Regions from separate parts of the Homo sapiens genome. Here all the other regions are linked to region 2. A link is a loop called in an ENCODE intact Hi-C map of the cell type or tissue named here. Cell type or tissue: right lobe of liver. All regions are shown on one strand. Region 1 holds the start of MIR2909 (microRNA 2909). Region 2 has its middle 27 kb from the start of MRM1. Region 3 holds the start of LOC105371753 (a long non-coding RNA gene).

The links. A loop is a pair of places that touch in the nucleus more often than their neighbours do. Peaks named below come from ENCODE experiments on the same cell type or tissue, not always from the same donor. Only the 100,000 strongest peaks of a DNase experiment are listed, where the experiment ranks them.
Region 1: it touches region 2 in a loop (3-fold over the local background); 86 of 110 quality-filtered maps call a loop at or near these places.
Region 3: it touches region 2 in a loop (3-fold over the local background); 93 of 110 quality-filtered maps call a loop at or near these places.

Annotation. Positions count from the first base shown.
Region 1 is chr17:37,028,111-37,036,110 of GRCh38, forward strand. AATF (apoptosis antagonizing transcription factor) reads left to right here. Exons shown (of 12, transcript NM_012138.4): 11 at 3,504-3,575. MIR2909 (microRNA 2909) reads left to right here and starts at 5,635; the gene lies at 5,635-5,703. In right lobe of liver, no CTCF peak of the experiment used is centred here; a DNase peak (open chromatin) is centred at 3,831; H3K27ac peaks cover 1,236 bases.
Region 2 is chr17:36,624,566-36,632,565 of GRCh38, forward strand. It overlaps a transcript of MRM1 not described here. Among named protein-coding and RNA genes, the nearest start is that of MRM1, 27 kb to the left of the region's middle. RefSeq lists an enhancer at 2,239-2,739. In right lobe of liver, CTCF peaks have their summits at 1,494 (motif pointing right) and 4,880 (motif pointing right); DNase peaks (open chromatin) are centred at 1,536 and 4,896.
Region 3 is chr17:37,047,685-37,055,684 of GRCh38, forward strand. All of the region lies in intron 11 of AATF (apoptosis antagonizing transcription factor), which reads left to right. It overlaps LOC105371753 (a long non-coding RNA gene), which reads right to left and starts at 5,478. Exons shown (of 3, transcript XR_934717.4): 1 at 4,571-5,478. RefSeq lists an enhancer at 414-914. In right lobe of liver, a CTCF peak has its summit at 140 (motif pointing left); DNase peaks (open chromatin) are centred at 137 and 4,377; H3K27ac peaks cover 510 bases.

The sequences.
Region 1 (8,000 bases), 400 kb after region 2:
CATCTAAGAGTTATGTATTGGCCAGGCTCAGTGGCTTATGCTTGTAATTCCAGCACTTTGGGAGACTGAGGTGGGAGGATCACTTGAATTTAGGAATTTGAGACCAGCCTGGACAACATAGCAAGACCCTCTCTCTACCAAAAAAAAAAATTTAAAAATTAGCCAGGCATGGTGGCGCACACCTCTAGTCCCAGCTCCTTGGTGGTGGTCGGGGCTGGGAGGCAGAGGTGGGGGGATGGCTTGAGCCTGGGAGGTCAAGGCTGTAGTGAGCCGTGATCGCACACTGCACTCCAGCCTGAGCAACAAAGCAAGACCCTATCTCAAAAAAACAAAACATCACCAACAAAAAAACAAGGATACATAGAGGCCTTTTTTATAAAAAGTGAAGAATTAGACTGGGCATGGTGGCTCACGCCTGTAATCCGAGCACTTTTGGAGGCCAACACAGGTGGATCACTCAAGTCCAGGAGTTCTAGACCAGCCTGGGCAACATAGTGAAACCCCATCTCTACTAAAAATACACATATTAGCTGGGCATGGTGGTACACTCCTGTAGTTCCAGCTACTCAGGAGGCTGAGGTGAGAGGATGGCCTGAACCTGCGAGTCAGAGGTTGCAGTGAGCCGAGATAGCACCACTCCATTCCAGCCTGGGTGACAGTGAGACCCTGTCTCAACAACAACAACAGCAACAAAAAGTGAAGAATTAGAAGCAATGTATGTGTTCAAAAATATGAAAATAGGGTACTTCTGTTCCTACGGTTATATGCAGCTATTTATAAATTGTTTATGGGACATTGCTTATAAGGCTAGGTGAGAAAAGAATTCATTCAAAATTGTGTGAATATATATATATATAAGGATCATTATGTGAAACAAACGTAACAACAATTGTCTATAGGTAGAAGGATTGTGTGTGGGATTTTTTGTTTGTTTGTTTTTTAGATAAGCTCATACTCTGTAGTGAGCCATGATCACACCACTGCACTCCAGCCTGAGCTACAAAGCCCAGACCGGAGGGCTCACTGCAGTCTCAACCTCCTAGGCTTAAGCAATCCTTCCACCTCAGCCTCCCGAGTAGCTGGGACTACAGGCACATGCCACCGTGCCTGGCTAGTTTTCTTACTTTTTTATTTTACTTATTTATTTTTTTGAGACAGAGTCTTGCTCTGTCACCCAGGCTGGAGTGCAGTGGCCTGATCTCGGCTCACTGCACCCTCTGCCTCCTGAGTTCAAGCAATTCTCCTCCCTCAGCCTCCCGAGTAGCTGGGATTACAGGCACACACCACCACGCCCGGCTAATTTTTGTATTTTTAGTAGAGAGAGGGTTTTGCCGTGTTAGCAGGCCAGGCTGGTCTTAAACTCCTGACCTCAGGTGATCCACCCGCCTCAGGCTTCTAAAGTGTTGGGATTACAGGCGTGAGCCACTGCACCCAGCCAGTTTTTTTACTTTTTGGTTTTTGTTTGTTTTATTTTTGAAACAAAATCTCTCTGTCGCCCAGGCTGGAGTGCAGTGACATAATCTCGATTCACTGCATCCTCCATCTCCCGGGTTCAAGGGTTTCTCCTGCCTCAGCCTCCCTATTTACTGGGATTACAGGCATGTGCCACCACACCTGGCTAATTTTTGTATTTTTAGTAGAGATGGGGTTTCAACATGTTGGCCAGGCTGGTCTTGAACTCCTGACCTCAGGTGATCTGCCCCCCCTCAGCCTCCCAAAGTGCTGGGATTACAGGTGTGAGCCACCGTGCCTGGCCAGTTGTTTTTACTTTTTGTAGAGACGGGGTCTTGCTATGTTGCCCAGGCTGGTCTTGAACTCCTGGGCTCAGGTGATCTTCTGCCTGGCCTCTCAAAGTGCTCAGGTTATAGGCATGAGCCACTGCGCCAGGCCAACTGTATGTGTTTTCTGTGTGGTTTGGTTTTTTTTCAATTTTCTGTATTTTATACCTTTTGTATTACTTTTTTTCTGGGTTGGTGTGGGGGTATAGACAGGGTCTTACTATGTTGTCCAGGCTAGTTTTGAACTCCTAGTCTCAAGCAATCCTTCTGCCTCAGCCTCCCCAAGTGCTGAGATTACAGGCATGAGCCACCACACCCTGCCTCTATTACTTGTATAATAGGAAAAATCTTAACCAGTATTATTCTTGTAAAATTCATTTGTTGAGATAAAGAATTACCTTTGGGAGGCTGAGCTGTGGGTGATATAATAAATAATTAAATTATTTGATATGTGTAAAAATGTTCCTAAAACTTTAAAATATTATGTATTAAATACATGAAAATACCACATTTTGTTTTATGGATAGTGTTTTGCCCTAGTAGAGTTTTTTGGGTTAGAATTTTATTTTATGTATATAGAGAGGGCACATTATAATGAGTAGAAAAGGATACCCCTTTGAATTATCTTTGGTATGATTTGGTCTGTATAAGGTCATATATTTTCTAGAGCATCTCAAACACATCATACAAAATATTTTTTTTTCCATTTGGTGGGAAATGTAGGTGATATAACTTAAACTTCCATAGTACCTAGACTGAAGATCTAGGAATCAAACTTACTGTGAATTCAGTTGTGTTTCTCCATTTAAAGGTGGGGGAAATGAAAGACCCCCTGGATCTAGTGCATGGAGATGACGTGGAATTGCAGACCCCTTTTCTGCCTTGGGGAACCAGTGGCAGTGTGTGTGGTGTTGGTGAGGTGTTGCATTCAGATACTGTACCACTACCTGTGCTGCTGCCAGTAGATGGCTTTTGTGACATCTATTAAAATGAAAAATGCTTAAGATATATGTAGAGGAAGAAAATGAGGTAGTCAATTCCTCATTGTCTTTAGTCTGGAATAATGTTTAAGGGTTGTATATTGCTCAAAAGCACAAGTGTACCTGTTCTTTTTTGGGGCTGTACTATAAATGAATCTGTGTTGAACTGTCATTTACAGTATACTGTTATCAGACTTTTCTCCTGTAGCATTAGGGAAAAAGGGAAAAATGTACAGTCAGCCCTACATATTTGTGAGTTCCACATCAGTGGATTCAACCAACCACAGATTGAAAATATTCAGGCATGGGGAAAGGAATGTCTGTACCTGTGAACAAGTGCAGACTTTTTTCTCGTCATTATTCCCTGAACAATACATTGTACAACTATTTACGTAGCATTTACATTGCATTAAGTATTTTAAGTAATCTAGAGATGAATTAAGTATATGGGAGCATGTGTGTAGATTACATGCAAATACTATGCCATTTTATATAAGGAACTTGAGCATCCGTGGATTTTTGTATCCATAGAGAGTCCTGGAACCATTCCTCCACAGATACCATGGGATGACTGTAGTTGGTCATCCCAATGACAGTGGTAAGTGCCTATGAATTTTTCCCTATCCCACTTTGTACCCAGATGTTCCAGTGATCAGTTCTGGAGTTTGTTAACTCACTGAATGTGTTTCCTCTCCTAGGTTAATAGTTACTAATGTTGCTGCCTGTTGCTTCCTGCTTTATTTAGGTTTCATGTCCTTAGCAAGCTACTGAGTTTCATGGCACCTATTGACCATACTACAATGAATGATGATGCCAGGTGAGTAATAGATTAATTATGTGTCTCAAATGGCTTCATGACAGCCTGATATTGACCTGCTCTACAGCCTTCGCCCTCTCCATTTCTTCTTATCAGTTAACCATTTGTCATTGGCATCGCAGTAAGGGTCACATCTCTTCACCCTCATAATTACTATAAAACCAAACCAAAAACTTGCATAAATTTCAGTGCTGCCTTTGGTGGTTTGTTTGTTTTTCCTGTTTTGTTTTGAACTTTAGCCCAGCGCCCTGGGACATGTGAGCTCTCTAGGACAGGGCAGGTGGCCCATGTTCTTGCCGTTTGTACTTGGGGCTGTTGTGCATATGCTTTCCTTTTGAAAGTGGCTCTAGTGAGTGCTCTGGAGATGTGCATATGTTGTATTTGTTGGGGATTGTGAGTGTTTTTACAAAAGATGTATATGCTTATTTTATAAAGCTGAAACGAGAGAAATACAGAAAAAAAGTGTATGCTCATAATATTACCGTTCAGGGATAACCTTTTTAAAATAATAGTTTCTTCTGTATCTATTAATTGGCATTCTATAATGAAGAGCTTCCTCTTCTCCCTCATTTATTTACCATTTATTTATTCATTTATATCAATATGGACTCATGTTTTCCTATTTTATTCAATGAGTTATGTTTATTTTGATATTAAAATTGTCCCAGATAGTGGAAGTGCCGTCAAACTGGCTTGTGTCCTTCAAAGTTGTCTTCAGTCAATCTTTGAGTACTTCCTTACTTTCTGGCACAAGAAGATGTTTAATGCTCATCTTAGACTTTCCATCTTCCAGCCCTGAAATCAGTCTTTCTTGAAGGAGCCCTGGCTCTGTTTAGTGGATTGTGGTATTTAGAAACCAAGATCTAGGTACTAGGGGTGCTCCTTGTTAGTGAGTATTGCTATTTCTAGACCTGTCAGCAGAGACGGGAAGTGTATGTATATACACTCACACCTACACAGAAGACAGCCACTTTTAACATCTTACAGCATTTCATTTCAGTTTTTGTAAGTTCCCTTTCAGTATTTTCCTGTTTTTCTTTTTTATATTGAAATTATATTCAGGAAATGTTTTATATACTGAGAGCATTTTCATGTCGTTAAAATAATTAAAATTTTTCAATGACGAAATAATATTGTTATAATATTTATTTAGCCATTCACTGATTGTTGGACATTTAAATGGCTTTTAATTGTCATCATTGTAAATAATGCTATGAGAAGCATTTTTAAACATATTTACCAAGTGAAATTATTGGTCATAACATAGGCACAGGTGGTTTTTGCCAGTTTTATCCCTCAAACTACATATAAACTTTTTATTTTAGAGTATTTTGTTTGCTACCAAATGCCATCAGATTTTCCCCTCCTTGTCTGAAAGTATGAGATCTGCAAATTTTGACAAATACTATTATTATTTTTTATTTGGTTTATTCAGTACTTTGAGCACAAAACAGCCTATGGATGGTTCTGAGTACATTTGTGTCTGGCTTTGTGACCACATCTGCTATCCTGTGCTTTGCAAGTGAATGTCTAGATATGGCCATGGTTTTTTGTTCATTTCTGGATCCAGTCTGTTTAAAAATTGCAGAGTAAAGTGAGTGCATCTTAGATTCCCTGTCAGGATGCTGTGAAAAAATTATATCAAGAAGAAAGCAAAACTAGATTTTGAAAATTAAACCAAACCCTTTAAGGTTACGTTATTATCCCAGGCATAAAATGAAATCTAGTTTAGATATTAGTGGTATCTTTTGATCATAGTACTATGAAATCATTCAGAAATCAACTTTATGCCATTCTTAGTTGGAATTTTACTTGAATCCCTTGAGGTGTACTTAGTTTTTCCAGAATCTTACCAATATTAACTCCTAATTTTTGAAGGTCTACTATTTGCTAGACATAAAAATTATTTGAAAATGACTCTATTAGGATTAATTTGGGTATGGCCTATAAAAAATATAAAACCTGACTACAGAGGCATAAGGAAATGGAAGTTCATCTTTGTGACAGGATAATTCTAGGGGTGGTAGGCAATTGTTGTCCATGGCTTTTGCTTCTCGGTGGTGTTAGGGCCAACATCTCTTGGTCTTTCCCCTGTGGTCCCAAGATGGCTGTTGCAACTTAACGCCATCAAACATGCATTCAAGGCAGGAAGAAGAGGAAAGAACTGTGCCAGCCATACCTGTTTGTTTTTAATCAGAAAAGTAAAACCTTCCCCAGAATTCCCTTCAGCAAACTTTTTGTATTTCATTGGCCAGAACTGTGTTATGTTGCCACTCCAGGTAGAGCAAGCAAGGGAGAAGGGGTTAGGAATGTGTTTGCTGGGTGACAGTCCTTGTGACATTTATAAGGAGAAAGGGCTATCCCTTGTGGACTGATTCCTAATTACCAGCATTGTTCTCCAGCTGGTTTAGCTACTTAAGGAATGGAATAATAGTCTTGTAGCTGGAGAACTGAACATTTGTTTTTACCAAAGTGCGCACCATTCTCATTGTGTTTCCTAAGGATAGGGAGACGTGTCCATATCAACTGCTCAAGCTTTATGGTTTGAATAGGCCAGATTAACTATGGGTACAGTAAATAGGAACTAGCTCTCTCTCCTAGTATCAAAATTTTTAGGGCCAGTAGGTATTGTTAACTTTATCTTAAGTAAGAAGGAAGTAGTAATAGCTTATCCTCCTTTGTTTTTTTTTAGTGGAAAAACAAAAGTGGAAGTAACCTAGTACCATTCTATTTTGTGTCCCATTTGTACACCACAAATAGGAAGCTTTCATAATTGTTAGAATATCAATATCACTGCATGCTACTTTTCCTCAAGTAAATACTTTTGGTTTTCCTAAGTTATACATATGTCATTCTTGGTGTGCCGGGGGCATAGAGAATTTTTTAAACTGATTTCAAGGTAGTGAAGGACTTTATAAGAATGACCACAGGGCCAGAAACTAAAAGGTAAAATATTAATAGACCTGACTACATAAAAGTCACATTGAAAAAGACATCAAAAACAAAGTTAATAGGTAAATGATGAACTTGAACAAAAAAATTCCAGCAGATGACATATTTTTCTACTATGTAAAGAGTTTTTACAAATGTCTAAGAATATCCCAATAACAATAATGGACACAGCATATCAACAAGAAGACTTAAAAATCAAAAAAGAAGGTCGGGCACAGTGGCTCACACCTGTAATCCCAGCACTTTGGGAGGCTGAGGCGGGCGGATCACGAGGTCAGGAGATCAAGACCATCCTGGCTAACACGGTGAAACCCCTTTTCTACTAAAAATACAAAAAATTAGCCGGGCGTGGTGGTGGGCGCCTGTAGTCCCAGCTACTGGGAGGCTGAGGCAGGAGAATGGCGTGAACCCAGGAGGCGGAGCTTGCAGTGAGCCGAGATCGTGCCACTGCACTCCAGCCTGGGCGACAGAATGAGACTCCATTTAAAAAAAAAAAATCAAAAAAGAAAAATTTCAAGGGCCAAAAACCATAAGCACTTTCAACCTAATCAAAGAAATGCAAATTAATATAATGAGATTTCTTTTTATTATTTTTTTTTGAGACAGAGTTTTGCTCTGTCACCCAGGCTGGAGAGCCATGGCACTATTTGGGCTCACTGCAACCTCCGCCTCCTGGGTTCAAGCGATTCTCCTGCCTCAGCCTCCCGAGTAGCTGGGACTACAGGCGTGCACCACCATGCACACACGCCCTCCTTTTTGTTGTCCTTATTCAGTTGGAAAATATTAAAAGGATTAGTAATACCCAGTGTTGATGGTGTAAGGAAAAATGCACCTTTGCATACTGTTTTTGGAAATGTAATTGGCAAAATCTTTTGGGAGGATTATTTGACATTGTGTTTCCAACTTTTTTTTTTTTTTTGAGATGGAGTCTTGCTCTGTTGCCCAGGCAAGAGTGCAGTGGTGCAATCTTGGCTCACTGCAATCTCCACCTCCTAGGTTCAGCAATTCTCCTGCCTCAGCCTCCCATTGGTCAGTCTGACCTCAGGTGATTTACCTGCCTCGGCCTCCCAAAGTGCTAGGATTACTGGCGTGAGCCACCATGCCTGGCCCTGTTTCTGACTTTTAAATGTGTCTGTTAACACAGAAAAATCTACTTGTAGGAGATAGTCTTTAATAGTTGCCAAATACATTTGTGTTAAGGATCTTTATTGCAGTATTGTTTGTAGAAAAATAAAAAATCCAAATGACCCAAACTAAATAATCACAGTAAAATCATTCAATGAATTTATTATTTTTTTTTTCTTGAGACAGGGTCTCACTGTATTTTCTGGGCAGGAATGCAGTGGTGCAATCATAGCTCCCTGCAACCTCCAATTCCTGGGCTCAGGCCATCCTCCCACCTCAGCCTCTTGAGTAGCTGGGACTAACAGATGCACACCACCACACTCCACTAATTTTAATTGTGGTAAAATA
Region 2 (8,000 bases):
ATAGGAGGCCGGTGTCTGCTGTGACTGGTGGAGGGGATGCTGGATAGGACAGGGGCCTTCAGCGTCTCCTTCAGAGATGAGGGGTGTGGCTTCTTTGAGGCCTGCTTCTCTTCTTGCTTTTGGGATGAGGAGCTTTGGGGTCAGACACACCCAGACTTGTGTCCCGGCCCTGGGGGTCCTGGGCTCTTCTTTTCCCAGGTCTCGTTTTCCTTCTTGTAGCATAGGGATAATTCCTTCACAGTGAGGAGCGCAGGAAACGGCTAGGAACTGAGCAGGCTCTGAGTACATGGGCACCCTCCCCTCCCCACTCCTGCTCCTTCCAGCTCCCCACCCCTCCACCCTTCAGGTGGACTTGCACACTGTTTTAATCAATGCTAGGATGCTGACGTGAAGGAAGCTGGGGTGGGAACCAGAGCCCAGAGCTTCACCTCACCCCAAAGCTGCTTGAGTCAGGGAACCCACCTAGCTTGAAGTCTGGTGTGTAAAGGTAAGAAAAAGGCTTTGTAAAGTCTCCAGCGAGGTCAGAAGTGCTGCTCTTGTTAGTGAGTAACAATGTGCTGGAGGAGTGAGTTCCAGTAGGCTCCTCACCTCTGCTCTCTCTCCACCTGATATGCCTAAAATGTAAATCCTATCATGGCCTACCCCTGCTCAGAAACCTTCAATAACTCCCTATTGCCTCCACGATAAAGTACAGAGCATAATGGTCAACACTGTCCACAGTTGGCCCCAGTCTGGTTGTTTCTTCTTCTTTCTTCTCCTTCTCCTTCTCCTTCGCCTTCTTCTTCTTCCTCTTCCTCTTCTTTTTCTTCTTCCTCTTCGCTCTTCGTCTTCTTTCTTCCTCTTCCTCTTCTCCTCCTCCTCCTCCTTCTCCTTTTCTTCTTCTTCTCCTCCTCCTCCTTTTTTTTTTTTTTTTTTTTGAGAAAGAGTCTTACTCTGTCCAGGCTAGAGTGCAGTGACAAGATCTCGGCTCACTGCAAACTCCGCCTCCTGGGTTCAAATGATTCTCCTGCCTCAGCCTCCCGAGTAGCTGGGATTACAAGTGCCCACGACCACGCCTGGCTAATTTTTGTATTTTTAGTAGAGTTGGGGTTTCGCCATGTGGGTCAGGCTGGTCTTGAACTCCTGACCTCAAATGATCTGCCTGCCTTGGCCTCCCAAAGTGCTGGGATTACAGGTGTGAGCCACTGCACCCGGCCCCTTTTGGGCTTCTTGAAGTCCCTTTGCTGTACCCACCCAAATGATGCCCTGTTCCCCAAACTCCCACAACACCTGACAATCTGTAGGCTTTTATTGGATCAATTTCCATTTTCTGACATGCTTTCCCTCCCACTCCCTCCCCACAGCCACTTTCTGGGAGGCCCAGCTCAAATCTCATCACCCCCTAAAGCCTCCCCTGATGCTCCTAGTTCCTCCAGCCATGCCCCCCCGCCGACCCCCCAACCTGAATTCCCTCTGGTTGCACAGCTGTTCCTTGCGTCTGTGTCAGGTGCGTCCACCAGAGGGCGACAGACACTGCGGGCACAAGCAAAATGGCCCCAGGATTGGCTGCGTTTCCCCTCCCCGCCCCCGGACCCATCCTGCCTCTGCTATGCTGTCCCCTGGACTTCCAGCCTGGCATCCTCACCGCTGGACTTCAGGGCTGGAGGACTTGGGGACAGTGCATGTTGTGTCCCTTTTCTGCAGAGCTGCCATCCCTGAAGATTTGGGTGAAATGACAGAGCCAGCTGCTCTTGTTTGTGTAGTGCGTGAGTTTCCCAGTCACTGTTGACGTTCTGGGTCCCCAGGGCAGGGTTGAGTGGCTTTTTTTGTTTGTTTTGAGATGGAGTCTACCTCTGTTGCCAGGCTGGAGTGCAGTGGCGTGATCTCGGCTCACTGCAAACTCCACCTCCCGTGTTCAGGTGATTCTCTTGCCTCAGCCTCCTGACTAGCTGTGATTACAGGCGCCCACTACCACACCTGGCTAATTTTTGTATTTTCAGTAGAGATGGGTTTCACCATGTTGACAGGCTGATCTCGAACTCCTGACCTCAAGTGATCCGCCTGCCTCAGCCTCCCAAAGTGCTGGGATTAGAGGTGTGAGCTACTGCACCCAACTGAGTTGGCTCATTTTACAGATGGGGAAGCACACCTTGATCATGGCTCTGTCTTTCAGAGACTGGAAAGTCACAGGTGCAGAATGCTCTGGACAGACTAAGGCTTAGAGCAAATTTGCTGAGGGTGACGTGGCCTGTAAGGGGAAGGGTTGACACTCGAACCCAGGCCTTTCTGACTGCCGGGTGAGTGTGTTTTTCTCCACATCAGTTTTTCTGATTATTCAAGATGTAGGTTTAATTCTGTCATTGTCACAGCCCTGACTCTGAGGCAAATGTAAATGGTGCCCCAGGCCTCAGACCCCAGCCCCCAAATCCCCACATGCTGCGCATCTGCGGACAGTCTGAGCCACAGCTTTCTGTGAAATGGTCAGGTGATGCGTAGCCTCTTCCTCACAGGGTTATTGTAGGACAGAATGAGATGATGCCCGCAGAGACCCCTGTGCTCCAGGATGGACCCCCTGCGAACCTGGGCTGGGACATTTCCCCAGGGGCTCTTAGTCTGTCTCTTGGGGGCTGGGACGGGGAATGCAAACACCTGCAGGTCTCCTTCAGCCCCTTTTGGGGGAAAGAAAAGAGACCTGGGGTCTCCTTCCTCAGGATTCTCCAGCCCTTGCAGCTGCTGGAAGTGAGCGGGCTCCGTCACCATGGCAACGTGGCCCAGCCGCCTGCAGGGCCAGTCCTGTGCCAGCCGCCGTTGACCTCACTTAGGATGATTACCTTTCGGCAAATAAAATAATTGTGTTAATAAAGAGGCTGTTCGCCTCTCATTCCCCATCCCGCTTTGCCTGTTTCCCATCCCTATCCGGTGGAAAGAGGATTCTCTCCACCTGGTTACCCCTGGCCTGTGGGATGCCTTACTCTTAAATTGTTGACGAGACCCTGACTGGGTTATAATCTTGGCCAATATTAATCGTGTCCCACCATTCCCTTCTTGCCTTCTGCCTCCTTGCCCTGGTGTCTCTTTTGAAGTTGTACAATTGAGATTATACTACTCATCCTGTCTTCTTTGGACACTGTTTTTTTTTTTTTTTTTTTTTTTTGAGACCAGCTTGGTCACTGAAGCTGGAGTGCAGTGGTGCAATCTTGGCTCACACAACCTGCGCCTCCTGGATTCAAGCAATTCTCCTGCCTCAGCCTCCCGAGTAGCTGGGATTACAGGCACACGCCACCACGCCCAGCTGATTTTTTTGTATTTTTAGTAGAGATAGGGTATCGCCATGTTGGCCAGGCTGGTCTTGAAATCCTGACCTCAAGTGATCTGCCCACCTCAGCCTCTCAAAGTGTTGGGATTACAGGTGTGAGCCACTGCGCCCAGCCTGGACATATTTTTGAACATCAACAGGGCCTCCCTAGCTGTTATAGTAATAAGTTCTATTTTTTGAGGGCCTACTGTGTTTTATACTCTTTATGAATGCCTTTGCAAATGCCCTCTCTCTAATCCCTTTAACAATTGTGCAAGTCAGGAGCTTCAATACCATTTTACTGAGAGAGAAAATGTGTATGTATATATTTTGAGTCTGGGTCCCCCTATGTTGCTCAGGCTGGTCTCAAACTCCTGGCCTCAAGCAATCCTCTGGCCTTGGCCTCTCAAAGTGCTAGGATTATAGGCACGAGCCACTGCACCTGGCCAAAATGTATGTTTTGGCAGGGCTAGAAACATGTGTTGGTTCAGCTCCTGGATTGCAGAACAGGCTTCTCTAACTGTGCCTGGGAACATTCAGTTCAGCTGCAGGCAGATACACACTTGCCATGGGCTCAAAACTGGGCTGGGCTTCCGGAGGGGAAGAAGAGAGAAACAGAGACCCTAGGAAGCTCCGAGTCATGGATCAGGTGGGTGGGAGTAGATGGATATAACCATGGAAAATGGACATGCAGGATGCAGTGTGAGATGCAAGGTGCAGTGTGGCCAGTGCTCCGAGACCAAGAGAATGATGGAGACCCTGTGCCAGGTGCTGCAGAAGCGGACCCCCAGAGAGACACTGACTCAGCGATGGAGGCCCTGAGAGAGATGAGGAGGATGAGACTGGCAGTTACTGAGCCTCTGATAAGCAGCTGACACTTTGCTGAGTGCTTCAAACTTGTTATTTCACACAATGCTCATCACAACCCCATTTTACAGATGGGGAAAGTAAGGCTTAGAAATTTCAAGTGAATTTCTCAAGGTTACACAGCTCATGTAGAGCCAGGATTCAAACCCAGATCAGCCTGACCTCCCTGCCTGGACTTAGTGGTCTTTTGACTCCATCAGGCTGATCAAGGATGGAGAGAGAGAGAGAGGAGAGTGAGTGAGAGAGAGAAAGAGAGAGAGAGAGACCCATGAAACAGATTGAGCAAGGCATGGAGTGCAGGCTTCATGCACACGGTGGGGCCTCTTCTGGGTCTGACAATGCCTTAGCCCCTGTTCTTTGAGGCTCTTGTTTAAGATTTGCCAAAAAGAGGTCACCCAAATTATGGCCGATTTAGAAAGTTTACTTTTCACCAGTGCACACAAAATAGTGCAAAGAGATTAGGCTCTTCGAAAGGTCATTTTAAGCCTTTCAAATAGTGACAGGGCCCTGCAGGCAGTGTCATCCTACATTCTCACACTGCAAGGGGACTGCCCTCGCTGGATTCTAGGGTCTCTCCCATGACTGGAGGAAAAGTGTCATCTGGACACTATGTCAGAAGTCTAGATTTGGCGCCCTCTGTGAGTCTGAGGGCGTCTCCCCTTCTGCACCCGGCCACCCCCATGAGAGGTCCTGCCAAGTGGGTGAGCTGCGGCGGCAGGCAGGGGTGCAGTGCCCATCATTCACACTAGATGGCGCTCTGACATTGGACAATCCTCTGAGCATGTGGCTGCCTAGTGGCCAGAGGGCAGGGCTGGATGGCTTTGAGGGGAGGCTGGTCTCACTGGACCTGACACCCCGACCTAGGGTAGGCCAAGGGGCGCCGGAGATGTCAGAAGCCAGGCTGGGGACCAGGAACTCTGCTCCTCCACCCGTGACTCCTGGTCATTCTTGGGTCGGGGCTGAAAGCGGGGCAGTGGGAGGAGCAGAGGGACCAGAGGGCAGCTGGAGGGGAGGGATGGGGTGGGGGGGGGCACATCAGCAGGCCCTGGTGGGGCAGCCCGGCACCCCTCAGCCAGTTAAGGGCCTGGGGAAGGTTGTCCTCTCATTGACCACTAAAGCCTAGGGCTGTAGACCTGGGGTCTCCCAGGAGTGGTTTGGCCATCTGCCTTGCCCTTGGACAAGGGGGCTGGGTAAGAGGCATGGGGGCTTGTTTACAATGCCTGCAGCTGGTAGGAAAGGAAGCCTTGGCAGATGTGACTGAAGGATCAGCTTTGCTTGGAGAGCAAGACCCAGGCACAGGACCTAAAGGCCTCAGGTTTGTGTCCCTGTTTAGGCATGTGACCTTGGGCAAGCCACTAAGACCTCTGCTTCCTAATCGTTTCTGCTTTCAGAGTTGGGAACCTTGAATGAGATCATGCACACAAAGGCACTCAGCACACCAAATGCAGGGCATCCCTCCTGTCCTGCCAGTTTGCGGAAGTGGCATCTTGCATTATTTCCCTGCCTGCAGGCCCAGTAAACACTCAGTGCTGTTGAGTGATTGGTGCCTGGGGGTGGAGGCAGCTGGAATTGGCAGTGTTCCAAAAGGGGCCTCCAAACCTTGTACTTGGGGGAGTATCCTTGAGAGACCCCGTCCTCAGATGTCCACATTTTCCCTGTTTGGAAATGCATGCCTTGGAGCTGGGCCTGACTGCTCCGCTTGCCCGCTCTTTGTCTCGTCCGTTGTCTGGGGCTCTGCGGGATCTAGAGAGAAAGAAAGGAAATCCCCAGCACTTGCTTGTGGGACAAGAAAGCAGAGGGGTGGGCTTTTCAGGGGACCTCTTCTCCAGCAGTCTGCTTGCCTACTTCCCTCACATCTGGTGCCAGGGGCGGAAACTGAGGCAAGGGAGAACCTTAAGGACAAACTACAAATCCCTGAATGCTAATAGGGATAGGAGAGTGAGGTGGTGAATTGACTTCCCGGTCCCATTGCAGGGACTGAGGGGGTCTGTAACCCTCGACTCCTGGGGGAGAGGTCTCGAATGGTTCGCTAGAGACATTCGAGGAGTTAGGAGATGGGCAGGGAAAGGTCTGGGAGGAGGAAGTTGAGGGTAAGGGCATTGGGGGCAGATTTATTTGGTTAACAAATGTTCCACAAACGCTCAGTGAGAACCTCATGTGGGCTAGGCACTGGTCTAGGTGCTGGGACTCGGGGGCCCAGGTGAATAAGCTTCCCGTCCTGGGCGAGTTTCCTGGAGTAAAAATCAGGCTGGCTGGGGCTTAACTCTATGTGGCTGCCCCATATCATCTAACACCTCTAAGTCCCAGTTTCATCATCTGTAAGATGGGAATAATAACAATGTCTCCCCCACGGGATGACCATGAATGTTAGATGCATGGAAGGTGCTTAGCACCCAGCTCCTGCATTTAACAAACGTGAACGGAGGTGGAGTTTGTCAGTATTATTGTGATCAAAGCTCTGGAGACTGTGACCTTGAGCAGATTGCTCACCCTCTTTGAACCTTGGGTTCCTTATCTGAGAAATGGGTTCATGACATCTGCCCTGCCTGTTACCACGGGACCCTGTTGTTAAACCAACTGAGATAATGCATGGGAGCACAGGGGATCTGTAAACTACATCACACACAGAGGGGAATGGTCCATTTAAATGATTTGGGGTACACATGTGTGCATGTATTTGTGCACATGTGTGCATGTGTGCACCACTATCAGAGACCCCAGCATTTGTGCTCCATCTTTCCTGCGGGTTTGTGTCCCTGTTTAGGCATGTGACCTTGGGCAAGTCACTAAGACCTCTGCTTCCTTTTGTGAAAGGGGCTAATCATGTCTGCTTTCAGAGTTGGGAACCTTGAATGAGATCACACACACAAAGGCACTCAGCACACCAAACGCGGGGCATCCCTCCTGTCCTGCCAGTTTGCAGGCCGTCTGAGCTCAGGTAAGCTGTCAGATGGATGGATATATGGTATCCTGGCAGTTCATGTTAGGAGTCTGTCCCTGGAGCCCTGGGGCTGGAACTGAGGTGCTGGCAGAGGTGTGGAGATGAGGGCCAGGCTGAGAGTTGCAGCATTTCTCCAAAGACCTTAGGGAAGTGAAGAAATAAATCTTTCTCAGAGATGGAGATGGGATCAACCCTTCCCCCTACCTCAACTCTGGGCTGGGCAAGGTTGTCTGCAGAGGTTGGGGGTCCTTGCTCCCCTCTTCCAACATCCTCTTCTCCATGCACCTCTCCACAACTGACCCCTTTCCTGTTAGTCTTAATTCCTGCTGCCAAGCTACAGAACAACCCAGGGAAAAATAACCACACCTGGGTAATTTTTGTGTTTTTAGTAGAGACGGAGTTTTGCTATGTTGGCCAGGCTGGTCTCGAACTCTTGACCTCAGGTGATCCGCCCGCCTTGGCCTCTCAAAGTGCTGGGATTACAGCTCCACACCTGGCCTGTTCTAGAGGTTTTTGATGTGCCCCTCCTGGCTCCTGGTACCTGCTTACCTGCATGAATACTTGTTAGTGCCCAGGGCTCCCCAGCCCCATCTCCCCAACCAGCTGACTGAGGGGTGGAGCCAGGCAGGGTGCAGCTTGGGCCTGAGGATGAAGAAGCAAAGAGCCAGGAGAGCCAGCTCCCGGCCATATACCCATTTCTAACCTCTCTTCCCCAGGAAAGGGGCAGTAGGAAGCAGTGTGGTGGAGTGGAAAGAGAGTGGGTGTTGGACTTGGCCAGGCTGGGTTCAAATCCTCACTAGCTGGGGGTGTCTGGGGCAAGATGGGATGGTAAGAGGACCTAGCCTGTGGGGTGGGCATGCAACCTTCATGGGATAATCTGTGTCAGGTGCCTCCAACTGTGAGTCCAAGCCTGTCCAA
Region 3 (8,000 bases), 420 kb after region 2:
ACCTGACCAAAAGAACGAATTGGAACAGACCTTCTAGAGTCTCCTTCAAGCACTGGGGAGGATGGTGATGAGAGCAGACACACGGGGTAATTTATGGGCTCCGCTGACTGGTGGCTGGGTCCACTTGGAAACGAGTCGTGTACTGCCACCTTGTGGCAGATTCGGGCGGCTGCGGTTTTGTTGTTTTGGAACCTTGTGAAGAGTTTCAGCTAGTGTCGGATTGGACATGATTTGCCTTGTATCTAGATTTAGGTAATTAGTGATAGATAAGGGGTGTCTCTGAGTCATTCTTATTTTGCTAAGTTGATCCTGTTAAGAAATAAGTCTTAGCTGAAAGAAGACTGCTTTCTTTCCCCTTTACCTCCTTTCTTCTGCTTTGTGGTTTTTTTATGGGGGTTTTTGTTGTTGTTCAGTTTTGGTTTGTTTTTTGGTATGGAATTATGATGAGATTTCAGGAGAGAAGCCTGTGATCCTCCTTGGGTTGTTGGGGGATGTTAAGAGGAGAGTGAGGGAGAGTAAGTACCGACTTTTTGGCCGTATTCAGAAATCCTAAGTTTTCTACTATAGTGATTTTTGTGTCATTCTGACTAAATACTAACTCCTTATCAGCACTGTGTCTTTTTACTTGGATTACTTTCCCAGCAATCCAGCCTTCTTGGGGAGCTAAGTTTTTCTTTTCTTTTTTTTTTTTTTTTTTTTTTTTTTAGATGGAGTCTCACTCTTTTGCCCAGGCTGGAGTGCAATGGCACAATCTCGGCTCACTGCAACCTCCGCCTCCCAGGTTCAAGTGATTTTCCCGGCTCAGCCTCCCAAGTACCTGGGATTACAGGCACACACCACCACGCCCAGCTATTTTTTGTATTTTTAGTAGAGACGAGGTTTCTCCATGTTGGCCATGCTGGTCTCAAACCCCTAACCTCAGGTGATCCGCCCACCTTGGCCTCCCAAAGTTCTGGGATTACAGGTGTGAGCCACTGCGCCCAGCCTTGAGGAGCTAAGTTCTAATGCATGTCACCTGTGTCTGAGCCCATTCCCGTGACATACATAGGGCTGCCCCTACCACACAGCCCCAAAGAGCACAGGGCGATTGCCTGCCATTTGGATCAGTATGTTTCTCCTTTTAGGTCATAGAGACACTTCTCAAATATCTTTCTCTCATTTGTAAAGTCACTGATACCGAGTAGGATGAATTTGGGTCGGGGAAAGCAAAGGAATGATGAAAGGAGGGTGCCATTTAGTCCCTCGTGTTGGTTGGGAGCAACTGTAATGCATGCACACAGGTCCTCAGCATGTTGCTCTGTCTCATTCCATTTCTCATGATCATAGATGACGATGCCATTTATGCAATGCGGACTTTGCTTAGTGCTGTAAAAACAGTATGTTTAAGGAAGATATTGTCACCATCTTACTGATGAGGAAGCTAAGATTCAGGGGGCTAAGTAATTTACCTAAGGTCCTAGACCCAGTAAGGACCTGAGCCAGTCAGAACCAACTCTGACAGCACCTTCCAGCCCCTCTGCATTTGTGATACCATGCTCTATGCCATATAAAAGCATTCGCCTTGTTCTATTTAACTATTCAAGATTTCTATTAAGCTGGTTTCTCTAAGTATATAAGAAAAGAAAGCTGCTGTCCAAGCCGGGCGCGGTGGCTCACGCCTGTAATCCCAGCACTTTGGGAGGCCGAGGCGGGCAGATCACGAGGTCAGGAGATCGAGACCATCCTGGCTAACACAGTGAAACCCTGTGTGTACTAAAAATACAAAAAAAAGTTAGCCAGGCGTGGTGGCGGGCACCTGTAGTCCCAGGTACTCGGGAAGCTGAGGCAGGAGAATGGCGTGAACCTGGGAGGCGGAGCTTGCAGCAAGCCGAGATGGCGCCACTGCACTCCAGCCTGGGTGACAGAGCGAGACTCCGTCTCAAAAAAAAAAAAAAAAAGGGAAAGCTGCTGTCCTGTGGTCTGTAGACATTTTTAAGAGGAAAATGGAGGAGTGAGTAGCCTTTGCCCTTTGGCCTACTTTGGTTTCTGGCAATCAGAATGGAGGCACGTGCTTTATTGGAGAAGGATCCCTTTGTTTGGTGCCGTTAGCATGTGCCAAGTGATAATTGGCAAGACATCTTTTTCCGCAGACATTTGGGAGGCCCTGGGCATACTGATAGATAGAACAGAAGAGAGTGGAGGCCTTGGGAAGACAGAGAGAGAAGTATGTGTTCAGAGTGCAGGAGAGATGGAGTCCTGCTCCACCTGCTTTGGGCTCACGAGGGCTGCGGGTTCTGGAGACCTTGCTTTTGGAGCTTTGGCAAATGGAGGGCTCATAGGAGTGCAGTCAGGATGGCAAGCAGACTCGGTCACAGGAGGAATGGAGGCAACTGAGGCCGCTGAACCCGGAAAAGAACAGATTTAGTTAGAAGAAGACATCAAATAGTTGAAGTGCTGCCACAGGGAATAGTAGTCAGCCTTACTTCTCTCTGGCTTTAGAGGGACAAGAGCCCATGGCTGTAAGTCCTAAAATGACAGAATTGGGTTCAGCAGGAGGAAGAATGTTTGTGTGTCTCCCCAAATGGAGTGGTTTGTCTGAGACACACTTACTGCATGTATTCACCTTCCCGATCTAGCTTCTGCTGTGCCTTTCATGTCTTTGTGAACCTCCACAAAATCTAACAAAGTTCAAATAAGCATTCAAATATTTTTAATTAATTGATTATACCTGTAGTATGTTAGGTTTTGAGGCCAGGAATCATATACATCTAGTACATGTTTAAGCTTCCACCACACTAAGCAAATTGTTTTCAAAGACAAACGTGAAAAAAGGCAGCATCAGTACATCACCAATAATTTTAAAAGCACACATCTGTCATTGGTGACCGCGCTGGTCTGTGCAGAGCAGGCGTGTGTGTGAATCTCTGTGCTGACTGACCATATCTGGGCAGACTCTACTTGTAGGGTTTCAGATCGGATCCAGACCCTGCTAGCCGTGAGTGCTGCTATGATTGGAACCCTTTGTCCGACTTGCCTGCCGTGTGCTTTCTTCTTTTCCCTTGATTCTGCAATGTATGTATGGGATTGAGTTAAGGCAGAAGCAAATGCTACAGCACTTTTGTGTGCAGTGTGGGAGAGGTAGAGGATTAGAAAGGAAGGAAGGGCCATGACATTCTGGGATGTGTCTTATGTATTTAGGGAGACCCCCCACTCCTAAGAAGCAACAAATGAACAATTTTTAATTAGTCAAAGGCAAATTATGTGTATCATTTTATGTATTTATTTATTTTTAATAGAGACAGGGTCTCACTGTGTTGCTCAGGCTGGTCTCAAACTCCTGGGCTCAAGTGGTCTTCCCACCTCAACCTCCCAAAGTGCTGGGATTACATGAGCCACCATACCTGGCCTATGAGTCACTTTTCGTCTGGAAAGCAGCAGCATTGTCTCCGCCAGCTCCTTTGGAAGACTGGCACATAATACTTGCTCGGAGACCATGATGCGCTTTGGGAGGCTGCACAGGCTTTTTCGGGGAGCAGTGGAATGGCTGTGTTCTCTCTGCTGTCCACCTGTCTTTGTGGGTAGGTACAGCTCAGGGATGTCTTGGAGGCCTGGGGGTTCCAGGGCCAGTGTAGGAGGAGTGTGGTTTTCTGTAGAGTGGATGGTACAATTCCTTCAGAATCCCCAGTGCTGCAAGCTACTGACCTAGCAAATTGAAAGCCCCACACAGATTATTTGCAGGTTTAATATGCTCCTTTGTACTGTTTGCCCAAGTGACATCGTGAAAGACAGTGATCTGTATTGTGGTGGGGTGAGTGCACATGTGGAACTGAAAGGAACATATTTGGGTCCACACATCGGTGAGGGGCTGCATTCTCATACACATACACCCCCATTTCACTCAGAGCTTTTAAAACCTTACCTGCCACTCAAGTGATTGCAGTTCACAGCTAGCTACAATGTGCATACTTTAAGTCTCTTCAGAAGAATCACATAATAAATAAGCCGAATCCTAAGACAGACAGACAGACAGACAGACACACACACACACACACACACACACACACACGCACATTCTGTCTTTATGGAAAATGGCGGCTAATCCATGATCATTTTTTTTTCTAGAAACAGGTTTTAAGATAATATAGTAAAAATATTAAATTAGAAAATGCCTCACTAAGGGTTATAAAACCTTACTGCACTAGAGATAGGTAATTATCCCCTCTACAGCTTAATGACAGTTTAAAAGAAATAAAAATGTTAGTGCTCATTACTTGCTTTTGTAGTTTGCAATAAAGGGTAAGTTAAATTTTAATTCAAGGAAGAGCCCCTGCTATCGACCTTCTACCTCAGGTCCAAGTCCTGTTAATTACTCCGCAGGCTGCTCCCCTGCATGATACCAGCATGAACGCATTGTCTACAGTGGACACTCCCACTGACCATGAGTGTGTGTGTGCTGGGGGGTGGGGGTATTACAGATCAGTGATTTGCATCTTGATTCTTAATGTGATGGGGAGCAGGAATTATGTGTTTTTTTAAAAAGTTGATTATGCATAGCCTTAAGGGGACCTCAGGTATGAAACTACACACTTACCCTGGAGAATCTGATGGAACAAGGTTAACCTGGAGGATTGATAGTTTAGCTTCTCCACATGGCTAAATCCCAGTTAGGAAGATGCAGCCGGGGGGAAATGTTTATGCAGTGGAAGGCGGTCTGGCCCTCTGTCCAGTGGCACCTTTTTGTAGCCTCGTCTTTACTTGCAGTTTTTCTTGGGATGGGGTAAGGGCTGTGGACATGTTTTGTTTCTTTTCAGATGTCTTTGCCTTTCCCTAAGCACCTAGACACCTGCCTAGGTTTGAGGGAGGAAGAGCTCAGTGCACCCTGTGGCTCAGTCTTCACACTGGGGTATGCAGAGACTTTCCAAGGGGAAGGTAGACACAGATAGTCAAGGAGTCAGTCTTCAGACGTACGCTCTTTCCTAAAGCTGTCTGCCCCAGAGCAGGCCTGTGCTGGAGGGCTAGGTTGTCCTTTTACCCTCGTCCTTCTCTGGCCTTGAAAAGCCTCCCTCGAGCCCCTCCTTAAAGTGACATGGACCTCGGGCTGCCACAGGAAAACCTCCAGGGCCTCAAACCCAAGGACAGCTGGAAATATGGGTACAGAGATTGAGAAAGCAAACGCCTAAGGACTAGAGGACAAGCCCTGTGCAGGCCGGGTGGTTTCTGGGTCTTCACTTCCAGCAGAATCGCTGGAGAACACGAGTTGAATTGAGTTGGCAGTTGGTTGACCGTTAGGACTAATGTTTGGGGACGAGTCACTGTGCGATTTTTTGTGTGTGCTGTATAATTCAGAAAGAGCAAAAAGAATCAAGTGGCATTGCTATGCCAGAACTCTGTCATTCCTATCTGCTTGTTTATATGACAACATTTCTCAGTGCTTATGTCTACAAAAAACAAAAAAATAGGAGTAGAATTGATGCTGAACCCTCCTTCATTCTGGCAATAAATAATATTCCTCCATGGATCCATGAACAAATGGAGGGAAAAGCCTCATCCATATCATTAAGGGATGCATTTCTAATAACATTTTACACATGTATGAATACTAAATTTTCACTAAAATTAGGATATATTATATCATATTATTATATATTGATTATATCCTAATAATAATCCAGAGGAACATTTTTAAACTACTTAGAGCCTTATAATGTCAAACAATTAAAATATTTTCATTTCAATTTTTTGAATTTTAAAAATTTCAAAAGTGCTTTTATTTACAGACTAATGTGGCCAAGAAGTATGATAAGGGTGATTGATAAAAGACATTCAAGCATGAAACCATTATATTAGGACAAAACTCTGTAGGGAAAAGTCAGGTGGAAATAAAATTTAAAAAGAAAAAGGTGCTATAAAATGTCCAAGTTAAAAAGTTTATGTGTGGCCCACGCCTGTAATCCCAGCACTTTGGGAGGCCAAGACGGGCAGATCATGAGGTCAAGAGATGGAGACCATCCTGGCCAACATGGTAAAACCCCGTCTCTACTAAAAATAAAAAATTAGCCGGGCGTGGTGGTGCGCACCTGCAGTCCCAATTACTTGGAAGGCTGAGGCAGGAGAATCGATTGAACCCGGGAGGCGGAGGTTGCAGTGAGCCGAGATTGCGCCACTGCACTCCAGCCTGGCGACAGAGCGAGACTCCATCTCAAAAAAAAATAGTTTATGTGTTACTTGAATGAACGATGAGTATCAAATCATTATGGCATGTAGGTTCCATTGCAGGCATTACAAAAGTTAATTTTCACAACATCCTGGTCATTATATATTTTGTAACTATTTAAACTTACTGTGAAAAACGTTATAAAAATGTGCAACCCTACCTTCTCCAACCTAGTAAAGAGGGAGGAAGGGCTGTGCCTCCCTGTACCACCCAGCTGCTCAGGGCAGGAGCCAAAGCCAGGACCTGGAAAGAGGAAGGGCTGAGGCCAAGCTGAACCGCTGGAATCTACAGTGGGGGTGGCTGGTGGGGGGCGTGTGGGGCGGGGATCTTCATCCCCATGCTGCTCCTGGGCCCCAGGGAGGGTCTGCTTTGTCTGTCTCAGAGAAGGGAGTGGAAGAGTCAGCCAGGAGGTTGTTGCTGTGTGCTTCATGAGAAACGGTGAGATCTGACCTAGTGGAAGCCTGGAGGAGCTGTGAAGTTTGAGATGCTTTGAAGGTAAAAACGGTCACCAGCTGGTGATAGTGGGTGAGGAAGATGTAAAAGTTGAAATTGCTTGGGGACTTTTAGATTGAAATAATCCCCTATTGATATTCTCTCTCTCTGAAAATATTTTAAGAACCCAGACCACTCAGCTTCCCAGGTTGCTTTGCCATGAACAGCTGCATATGTTTGTCAGCTTTGCCCACCTGAGTGTGAAATGATGTTCTATGAAAACATGGGTTTCAGCATTTCACTCTCTGCTCCTGACACGTGAACCCTGCTGCGGACAGTAACTGCTGCCTTCGGCCCAGGCGTTGCACTGATATTGCGCGCAGAGTGGAAGCATTTGCTCAGTGGTAATGATGGGGTCTGGTGCAGGCAAGCGCGGCGAGGCTGGAAAGGGTATGATGTGAAGGGCTAGCCTCGCGCCTCTGCATTTCTTTCTCATCAGACGTTGTTGTCCTAAAGTCACACTGTCCTTTTGTTATGGCAACTCTCCCTTTCACGCCATTTAATTTTTTGTGTGGAAACAGCTAGAGAGACTTGTCTTTACTGGCAAATAGGCAGGCCATGGTGTGATGAAGTGGAGCCTGCCCTGGGCACCGAAGTATCCGTGTGACGGAGCTGCTGATTTGGAAGCCGTGGGTTTGCATTTGGTCTGGGGCTGCCGTCCACCTTGGCAGGCTTCGTCTGGGCTGATTGAGGCTAGTCACATGGATGTGTGTAACAGAAGAGCAGAAGAGATGGGTGGAGCCAAGGGGGAAGCTGTGTCCTTTGTCTGTGGCCTAGGGGTCTGCTGGGTAGTTCAGGGTGAAGGCACCAGCACATTCTTGGGATAAAATTCCTGTAATAAAATTGGAGGCCTGTTGTTTTCTGGCCTGCACTTTCACTGCCTGTCCCTCCCGCGGTCCCCAACATGATAAGGCTAGCTTACATTTGTGGCTTCTGTAGTTCTTCCTTAAGATGTTTTTCTTTTGACTTTTTTAAAGCTTTGATACTCTATTCCTTTTGTTGGATTTCCTAATTGTAGTACCTTTATTCCTATCCATAACTATAGTAGGGTGACTTCAAAAAAAGACCAGTAGTTTTTTGTGTTGAAGCCTTGCTGTTTGAAAGGTGGGGTTTTTTGGTTTTGCTTTTAAAGTCTGATGTGCCGATGCTGACCCTCAGATGATGAGAGCACTTTTAAAACAAGACGGCAGGCTGGAATTTGAGTTCCATCTTGAGAATATCCGAGCAGGTGTAGATTTCTTCTGGGGCTCCTGGCCCATGACCTCAGCCCTGTGTGCGCCTGCCCTGTCTCTGTGAGGGCTACCGGCTGGGCCTT